Linked DNA regions of Homo sapiens: regions 1 and 3 are each linked to region 2. The links are chromatin contacts, found by Hi-C in ENCODE. All regions are on one chromosome and are shown on one strand. Each heading gives the region's core, a stretch centred on a gene start or an enhancer-like site at or near the end of the contact. The rest is flanking DNA. Distances are from core to core; before and after follow the strand shown.

Evidence for each region. A loop is a pair of places that touch in the nucleus more often than their neighbours do. Pooled maps may share reads with other maps.
Region 1: a loop to region 2 is called in a map of CD8-positive, alpha-beta T cell, with 6 times the contacts of the local background. The contact joins the promoter of KANSL1L here to the promoter of IKZF2 in region 2. A Hi-C loop is called at or near these places in 1 of 168 maps with a recorded cell type or tissue (CD8-positive, alpha-beta T cell) and 8 of 50 pooled maps.
Region 3: a loop to region 2 is called in a map of sigmoid colon, with 7 times the contacts of the local background. The contact joins the promoter of LANCL1 here to the promoter of IKZF2 in region 2. A Hi-C loop is called at or near these places in 1 of 168 maps with a recorded cell type or tissue (sigmoid colon) and 12 of 50 pooled maps.

The regions. Positions count from the first base shown.
Region 1 is chr2:210,169,880-210,172,860 of GRCh38, reverse strand. It overlaps KANSL1L (KAT8 regulatory NSL complex subunit 1 like), which reads left to right and starts at 1,452. Exons shown (of 15, transcript NM_152519.4): 1 at 1,452-1,712. RefSeq lists enhancers at 523-1,156, 1,157-1,792, 2,186-2,365, 1,793-2,427 and silencers at 1,236-1,565, 1,686-1,995.
Region 2 is chr2:213,149,487-213,152,861 of GRCh38, reverse strand. IKZF2 (IKAROS family zinc finger 2) reads left to right here and starts at 1,250. Exons shown (of 9, transcript NM_001387220.1): 1 at 1,250-1,449; 2 at 2,615-2,718. RefSeq lists silencers at 660-1,019, 1,100-1,159.
Region 3 is chr2:210,475,157-210,478,340 of GRCh38, reverse strand. It overlaps LANCL1 (LanC like glutathione S-transferase 1), which reads left to right and starts at 1,582. Exons shown (of 10, transcript NM_006055.3): 1 at 1,582-1,721; 2 at 1,929-2,025. The coding sequence starts at 1,945. It also overlaps a transcript of CPS1 not described here.

The DNA of each region.
Region 1 (2,981 bases), core at 203-2,702, 3.0 Mb after region 2:
AAACGTCCAACTCAAATCCAGAATCTTCCTTTGATCTATCTTAACACATGCTTATTAGATGTCTCAAACTGCTAATTAAAAAAACAAAACTTTAAAAAATACTTTATTCATTTTTGCATTTCTGTCCCCAGGGACTAGGACAGTCCTTTGAATATGGTAAATATCCAATAAATACTTACTGATTTAATTATTTTTCACAACACATCATTAGCTTACAATTTTTATTACAATGAAAGTAAATCAATTTCCTAAAATTCTTCCCTTGCCCCATATCGAGGTGCAATTATTCAGTAATTAAAAAAATATAGCTCCAATAAATGCAGCTGGTCATAAAAATTATTTCAGTAATATCACAATCTACTAGAAGAACCAGGAACGAGTAGCTAATTTTCCAATTCCAGTTATCTATGTTACGGATTACGCTTTGTTATGACTGCAATTCCTTGGATTTCTCCCCTCTTCCGCCCCCGGGATCTTATCCAATTGATAAGGTTAAAATAATGGCTATTATCCTTCTGGCTTAAAAAGCCTAGTGCTCTTCGTTCCTTAAATCATTTCATGTGTAAATTCGGTGCTTAGGAAAGACTGTGATACAACATCTAAGAAGCTACATTTAGAGTTCAGTTTTAAAAAAATCGAGTTCTTGGCTGGGGAAGTGCCCAGGTGCAGGTTTGTTTTGTGGTGAGCGGTTCGCGGGGCCAGGTGCAAGACGCTCAGAAGTGTTTTTGGGTGTCGCTGGCCAACTATCTCCACATAAACTCCGTTTGTTTATTTGACAGCGTTACTGCAGAGGGGAGTTAGGTCCAGCGCCACTCAAACCAGATTTGTAGAGACTTAAAACTGCTTTGTCTGTTTTTTTTTTTTTAATCATAAAACCACCCAGTTGGATCCAAGGCAAATTTGTCACCTACTTCAGGGCCCCTCTGAGGGTCAGAAAGAATTATGAGCGCATTTGAACGCACGGCCCAAATAAAAGCAAACGCACGGAGACTTGCGGACTTGACAATTGTGAGAAATCTCTTAAAACTCGCCTGTGGAGCGGCGGGCGAAAGCCGCGGACGCCAGCAGTAGTCGAGGCCCCGGCGCGGACGGCAGGGAATGAAGTCGCCTGACTTTTCCTCAGGGTTTTGTTTTTCTGTCACGGAGGTACAAAAATAGCAAAGCAGGGGTGGGAAGTCTCCTGGCCGTGTTTTTTTTTTTCCCCCTCGCCAGGGATGGCACTGGGAAAGAGAAGGGAGGAAGCAGGAGCTGCACGGAACCCGTCCCGAGGGAGCCGAGGTAAACCCTGCACCAGAGTTAAGGGAGTCGTGCTCCTGCCACTTCCAGAACACTCCGAGCCGCTTCTGCAGGCCCCGCCCCCTGCCGGGGTTTCCCCGCCACCCGCTTCATTTGCATGGCGCTGCCCCTCCCCCGTTGCCATTGGCTAGCGCCGGGCCCCGCCCACTGCTCCCAGACCGCGGCAGGGTTCCGTCCCCCCGAGCCGCACGGAGCTGCGGGCAGCGGGCGGACTGTTAAACCGCGGCGGCGGCGGCGGCGGCGGCGGCGGCGGCGGCGGCGGCGGCGGCCGGGGCGGGAGCGGGGCGCGCTCTGGAGACGAGTCAGCGGCGCCCCGGGTGGGGGAGGCGGGCGGGCAGCTAGAGATCACCTCAGCAGCCCCCACCACGGCCGGACCGAAGGTGCGGCGGCGGAGGGGAGCCAGGGCGCCCCAGCAGGCGAGTGGCCGGCGTCTCAGCGGCGGGATGACGGGGGTGGGTCTTCCCTCTTGGGGACGGCGGCAGCGCGGGGAGGGGAGAAGACTGCCGGGTGGACTTGCGGGTCAGGCGACCGACCGGCAGCCCCTTCGCCCCCCGAATCCTCTGGGCTGCTGGACTCTGGTCTCGGCACGGGATCGCGCTCTAGGGCGGGGGTCTGACCGCAGCCAAATTTAAACGGCTAAACCTAACAGCCTTGGCAGCTGGGGAGGGAAGGGGTCTAGGGAGGGGTGGGGGCGGACCTGGACGCCGGTCACGTGGGGGGTGGGGCTTGGCAGACCTCCCTTTTGTTTTGGCTGGCGCGTGCGCAGAAGGCAGAACACGTGGTTTCCTGGACCCGCCTCTTGCCTCATCGGCTGAGCCTCACCCATTGGGGGTGTGGTGACGGCTCTTTTGAGGCGGCTCTGAGGCGGAGCCCACTGGATTTGATGAGACCCCTATTTTATTTATTTCACACTTTCTTTCAGGAAAACGTAGATTTGGGCTTTAGAGTTAGATGGGATAGAGCAGAATCTAGGGGATTTTTGAGGGACGGTGCTTCCAAGTTTGTGTCACCGGTGTGCTGAGGAAGGGACCGGTCTTGCTGGAAAAAGTCAGATTGCGTGGTGTTTGGTAGCAAGAAATACCAGGCGGTATCCTGGCCGTTTCAGAAACCACAGGAAAGGAAAGAGGCTGGCTTTGCAGTCGGGAGGGCAGGCACTGGATGGACGTTCTTGTAATGTTTTCTTACTCTGGGAGAGTCCGTTTTTGTTTGTTTTTTTGTTTGAACTGTGGTAAGCACATTCCGTTTTTGATTCCCCAAACTTCAGGACATTCATGTTCTGGCGAGGTTTAGGAGACAAACTTCCTTCGTCTTTAGCCAGTTTGCTTAACTTCATCTGAGTTTGGGTCAGTAATAATTTTAAATATTGCTGGATGGGGCAGGTTTGTTAGCCACAAAACCTAAGTGAAGTGAGCACTGCAGACAAAACTGGCAATTTCTGACTAGGAAAAAATGACTCTAAAAATAATTCAGTATTGAGAAAGAGGCTTAACAGTGAGTGGTCTCTGCCTTTCCCGTTCTTAATAACTAGCCATTTCTTTGGGTTAGTCACCTCTCTGATGTCAAACTTGTTTCGTTTTTGTAAAGTTTCATAATATGGTCTCTGTCTTAAGAGATTGTAAGAAAGAAGAAATGCCTTGTATTAGGAAAAGTGATTCCTAATCTCTACCAATTGCCAAGTAGTGTTA
Region 2 (3,375 bases), core at 1-2,500:
ATCTGTGATATGGTTTCTCAGGAACACCGTTTGGCAGTCCTGATAATTTCATGTGTTTTCAAATTTCAGCCATCCAGACTACACAGTTCACTATTTTCAGCTCCTTTCATTTTCCTTTTCCCTTTAATTATAGAAGTCTCTATTCCCTCTTTTCGCAAATGTGGTCAGGAAAGATACTAAATGCTACTATTTGTAGAAAGAATATGCATTTGTTTTTCTCTTGACGGTTCACTTAAGTTCTTTCCAAATAAACAAGCTGTGGTTGATAGTGATAGGTAACACTTCAAGGGTAGCAACTTTTTGTACTCATCCGTTCCTTTGACTTTGGAAGACGTGGCACATGCCCCGGGGGAGAAAAAGCAAGTCAACACTTTAGTTTTTAAACTTGCACTGTTAAAGCACTTTCAAAATAGTAATAGTTGAGCTTCATCTCAGACATGAATGTCTTTCTCAGTCTATTCCCCAGGACCCCTCTTATCCCGCTTCAGGTCCCGGTCAATGCGGTGCGCTTTCCGAAATGGGGCCGCAGAGTTGCCGGCGGAGACCAGTAGGTGGGAGGCTCCACGCACACTCCCCGACTCGGCCGGGACGCGGCTCCCGGACTCCGCGCAGGGCGCCAAGATCGCCGCCCCGCTCCCTTCCCCCGGCCTCCCCACCAATCCCAGTTTGAAAGAAAACTTCACGCGGCCGAAATGAACGTCACCTCACCGCTCCAAGCCTCCAGCCGGCAGAAAACGTGAGATTTATTATGACACGGGGAGGGGAGATGGGGGTCGCCGTGGCACACTCGGAAGCGGGTTACCTGGCCCCCGTCGGGGGCGGGGTCCGCAGTCCGGGGACCAACGGGCTGGGGGCGACGCGGCCGGGCGCGCGGGTGGGCGCGAGGGAGTGCGCGCGTCGCGGAGCCTCCGGGGCAGCACTTGTCCTGTAATCGATTGCCGAGCGCGCCGAGCGGCTTAGCGCGCAGACACGCGCACACGCGCCCGCCAGCCCGCGCGCGCGCGCACACGCGCTCTCATACACACACGCACAGGCGCTCGGGCCCCGCACACACGCACGCGCGCGCACGCACGTCCGCTCGCCCGCGCCCGGGGCTCCGCTGCCCGCCGCCAGCCGCCCGCCGCCGCCGCCGCCGCAGCCGCCGCCAGCCCGCCCTCCGCCCGCGGGCGTCTGCGCGAGCCCGGCCGGCGGGGGAGATGTGCTCGGGCTCCACCGGATCGGTTTCTCGGGGTTTGACCAGCTGTCCCGGGCTAACCCTGCTCCTCGCTGAAGATGGAGGAAGTAAAAACAGGATTACCCTTAGCTACAGATCCACTGCCTTAGTTTCCACCACCAACTGCAGTGCACAAACACACGTTAGGCACAGGAAAGAAAGAAAGACAGAGGACACATTAACAGTAAACACAAACAAAAGGGTGATGGGATTATTTTACTGCATGCACTGCTGAGGTAAATCTCCGCTTGGCTTTTGCGTGGTGAAGAACAGCTCTTGTTTTGTCTTCTGATTCATAGATTATATATAAATATGTGTATGATTTGCAAAGGGGGGAGTGTTTTCAAAGTTAAGTGTAATTATATAGCATCTCGTTTTGCACTGTGATGTGATCAAATGACTTGTTGCTGTTAACCAGTAATAATAATAATAATATAGGTATTTTTCTCTGGGAGGGATGGATTGTGGTTCTGATTAGGGTAATGATTTTTGTAAAGGACGCTCAGGGAATCGGGTTGAAGATGATGTCCTCTGCCTTAATTTATCGTCCCCTCCTTGTAATCTGTTTCTGGGATGTTAATCGATTAATCAGTTCTCATCTCTATAGCTGTCATGAATTTGGACTTGTTTTGCTTTGTTTTAACTTGAATTCCAAGAAGAAAGATTGGGTAGGCTGGAATAAATTGAAGCTGTCCAGATAGAAGGTAATATCCAGATCCTGTTGGAATTAAAAAAAAAAAAAAACCAAAAACCCTGGTATGACACATGTAAACAGGCAGCAGTTAAATCACTTTGACAGGTTCTAGTATGGGCGAAAGAGATGGAATTAAGATTTATTTATTTTTTTTCTTTTTTGCCAAGGGCCAAAAACAGTCCTGTGAAGTTGGCCTGGGTTCCTAGCTGGGTTCTGCCTGACTGTCCCTCCCCTCTACCCGCCCCCCCCCCCTTTTCTTTCAGTTTTCTTGTCTTAGCTTTTGGTCGATTCTTAAGGAACCGGTGGATCAAGTTTTTTCTCTTGTTAATCGCATTGCTATAGCACTGACTGACCTCTCTCTCTCTCTTTTTTTTCCTCTTTCCTGAAAGTACGTGGTGCCATTCCTGAGTGACTTTTCCTACTAGACCATCCCTAAGGGACGAGGGGGAGGGGTGGAAGGAGGAGGAGGAGGAGGACGAGGAGGAGGAGGAGGAGGAGGGGGGTGTTCTTCTCTCTCATTTCTTGGTTTTGTTTATCAGCCGATCTGTTTGCTGGATTTGGGCTTGGAATGACCCACCTGTAAAGTGCTTTTCCTTCCTCCTCCCCTTGAACTCTGCAGGGGGCTTGGCTTGGAGGGGGCAAGGGAGGGAAAGAGAGAAGGGGGAAACACAAAAAACTTCTTTCTTTCTCCCTCCGTTTATCTTCAGCCCGACATTGTCACCTCCTCTTTGAGGGGTTAGAAGAAGCTGAGATCTCCCGACAGAGCTGGAAATGGTGATGAATCTTTTTTAATCAAAGGACAATTTCTTTTGTATGTACATTTCGTTTCTCTTTCTCCTTTTTCTTTTTCCTTCTTTCCTTCTCTGAGGGTTAATAACCATTTCATTGATGGGGCAGCCTTCTTTCGCTTCTCCCTGACGTTTCTTTCTTTTTAATATGTGTGTGTTAAATGTGTACATTTTTAAAGAGATAAGCTCATTTGTAAAATATCCGAAGAAACTGCTCCTCTTTTAAACTTTACGGATCTCTTTCTTTAAAGCCTTATGTAATCATAATTTAAAAGAATGTGATAACAGTACAGCAGGTTGAAATTTAAGTGCTATGTAGTGACTGAGTTGGGAATTTGATCTGATTATTCCATAAAGAAAGAAATAAAAGTTTTTTTTTGGGGGGGGGGTAAGGGAGTGTGGTGGTGAAGAAGGGGAGGGGAGGGAGAAGGGAAGTGGTTTTGGAGACAAGAAGTGAAGCTGCCTGTTTTCCAGTAAGTAATGGAGAAATTCCAGGAGCCAGGGCTAAATATACTTGGCGATCAATACAGAAATGGCTCATTGTGAATAATTTAGCTGCTGGTGCAGTGAGAGTTTTGAAACTAAAGGCAAAAAGGACCAAGGCCAAAGGGGGAAAAAAAAGTAAAAATCTTCTCAGGACTTGTCAATTCTTAAACTTTTTTCCCCACAGAATACAGTTA
Region 3 (3,184 bases), core at 333-2,832, 2.7 Mb after region 2:
GTGAGATTCTACATTATTCATTAGAATGGCAAACATTAGAACACTAGATAATACCAAGTGTTGGAGAGGAGATGGAAATGACAGAAACAATTGATATGTTGGAGTGAATACTCTTGGAGTGAACAATAGATACTGTTAGAGGGAATATAAACTAGTCCAGCAGTTTTGGAAAGCAATCTAACAACATTGGGGAAATTAAGTACAGAATCTCATATGATCCAGCAATTGACTGCTGGGTGTATGTCTCAGGGATACTCACACAGATTCATAAAAGCACATGTTCCAAGAATATTATTTGTAGTATGGAAGTTAGAAACAATGTCCATCATTAGGGGAAAGGATTAGTAAAATAAGATAGAGGCATACTATGAAAATATACAATTACCATCCTGCCTTGCTTAACAACAGTAATATTTAATTGCTTAAAGACTGTGAGTGGGATAAATGGATAGCCTTTAATCATTAAAGAAAAAATAATTGATAAAATGTCTCTCGTTTTCCTTTTCTCTCTTGTGAGTTGCTCCTTCAAACACCCATCTTTTAAAACATGAGAGATATCCAGCTTAAGACTCACCATGGGCCTCGGCTAAATCTTCATGAATTTGATGAGGTTAAGAAAGCAACTACATTTCCTAAGAAAGCAACTATTTTAAAAGAGCAAACCTGGGTGTGGGGAGGGATTAGGAGTAGAGTTTGGGATGGCAGCCTCAGAAGGACAAACTTAGGCCAAGGAGGGAGGGAGTTGGGGTGGAGACTGAGCTTCTCCAGTTGGAGGTCTGGAGCTAGGACTCTTCATTGAAACCGGAGAGAAGGAAAAGGAGAGAGTGAGGCTGACTTTTTAACTGAACTCCAAAATTCTCTGAGCAATAGAATGGGCCTAATATGTACCAGGTGGGATTTAATTTTAAATGAAAGAAAAATGTTTCAGATAGCAGGGACTGTTAAAACATTGAAATTGAATGTTGTGGATCTCCTGCTGTGTTGGTTTTCAGTATTTTTTAGAGCTTTGTTATCCAGTATTATAGTCCAATTTAGGCTAAGGAACAGAATAAATTTCCTAAGAGCTGTAATTTGTGTTTTCATGTGCTTTCCCCAAAGTATTATCAACTGCTATTTGATATCCTGTCCTTTGGGCATATTTTTGTTGTTGTTGTTGTTAATGATGGTGGTGCTTTTTTGTTTGTTTGTTTTAAGAAATGAAAAGAAAAGATTGGCAAGTCCCTGGAGAGACATTATCCCCCCACCCCCCGCCAAATTTTATCTATTGCGAACAGCAGAAATACCAGCATGTTCAGATCTAAAAGCAGTCTGTTTCTTCTCCAGGTTAAAAAAATATATACTTCTTATGACTCTGGACTTAAATTTGACTTTTTAAAAATAAGAAAAATTAAAGAAGGGTAGGAAATATTGGTCACATCTCCGCGTGATTCTAGGTCCTCACTTCTGCTACCCAGTAATTAAAATACCCTGCGTTATCCTTTAGAAATTACACGCCTGTGTCTTTAACAAACTGTAAGAGAGAAGGGGGCGGGTCTCGGGAACGGCGAAGGCTCTGATTGGCCCTCCTGGCAGGAACTGGGCGGTAAAATAGCCCTTCTGTTACTGTCCGGGGCTGCGGGGTGAGAGGCCAGGGCCGAGAAGGGCTTCAGGACGCGGGAGGCGCACTTGCTTCAAGTCGCGGGCGTGGGAACGGGGTTGCAAAACGGGGCCTCTTTGTCCGGGTGGGTTAAGGGCCCTGGCAGCTTTTTCGCGAAGGCGCCATGTCCTAGCAGTTGGGCCGCAGTGGGCCCGAGGTCCACTCGGACCGCCGAGACGGCTCGATGGCCCTGGAGCTGGAGGAAGGGGGATACCTGGGCGCCGCCGCCGCCCTCGCAACTCGGCCGAGGCCCCTATCTCAACCTAGTTTCTGTTTTTCCCCTGTTCTGCAGGCTTGCTTCCGGCGTCATGGCTCAAAGGGCCTTCCCGAATCCTTATGCTGATTATAACAAATCCCTGGCCGAAGGCTACTTTGATGCTGCCGGGAGGGTGAGTTTAGGATATGTCTGCCTGCATCCCTGCCTCTCCCCACGGTGTTCGGAAAGGTGCTCATTTTTGCCTGAGAGAGTTGAGCATCCCCCTTTAAAAAAATACATGATTCGACGATAAATACGTAAATTATTTAAAAATACATGTTAATATATACAAATTGAGCTCTAACATAATGTTAAATGTGTCATTGTTAACATTATTAATTGAAATAAACTCAATTATTGATAGTATAAATTTTAAAAATTGGCAAATATGTAGTTTACTATGTAATTGGCATTTTTTAATGTATTTTGGTTTGCTTCTTAAAAAGAGGTGAAGAATCCTAACGGTATTCACATGTGCCGTGTTACTCCTTTGTGATTATACACAAGTGCGTTCAGGGTAATGATGAGAGCAAACGGTGGTGTATGGTAAGGACGTCTTTAAACTGTTAGTGCTTAGAGAATTTGGGGACCTAGGAAACCTGAAGTTCTTTGTACCGGTGTCACTCCACAGGGCATATCCACAGCTGGAAAACAAAAAAAAAGAAACTTGTAAATTAAACTGGTTAGCATGTCACAAATCACTGTGCAAAAGAGAACCTGGATGTAAAATACTAGGGGCCTGTGTTTTCTCATGCCTCATTGGGTGAACATAATTGTTAAGAGGGAATACAGATATTTTTAAGAATACCTACTTTTGGCTGGGTGCAGTGGCTCACACCATTAATCCCGACACTTTGGGAAATCAAGGCAGGAGGATTGCTTAAGGCCACGAGTTTGAGACCAGCCTGTGCAACACAGCAGGACCTTATCTCTACTAAAATTTTTTTAAAAATTAGCCAGGTGTGGTGGAAAGCTTGTAGTCCCAGCTACTTGGGAGGCTGAGGCGGGAGAATTGCTGGAGCCTAGGAGATTCGAGGCTGTAGTGAGCTATGATTGCACCACTGCACTCTAGCCTGGGTGACAGAGACCCTGTCTCTAAAAAATAAAAAAATAAAATTTAGTTTTGAAAATGAGTTAAGTTGGAAACAAGGCACACGCTTTAAAAATTTTACCAGTTTATTTCTTTGAAACTTGTCAGCCATACAAAAGACATTTTATGTGATATAAAGGCCTTACAGATTTCATCCCTGTCAAATTAATCTGTGGGTCTGATGGTTGTTTTTTTCCTTAAA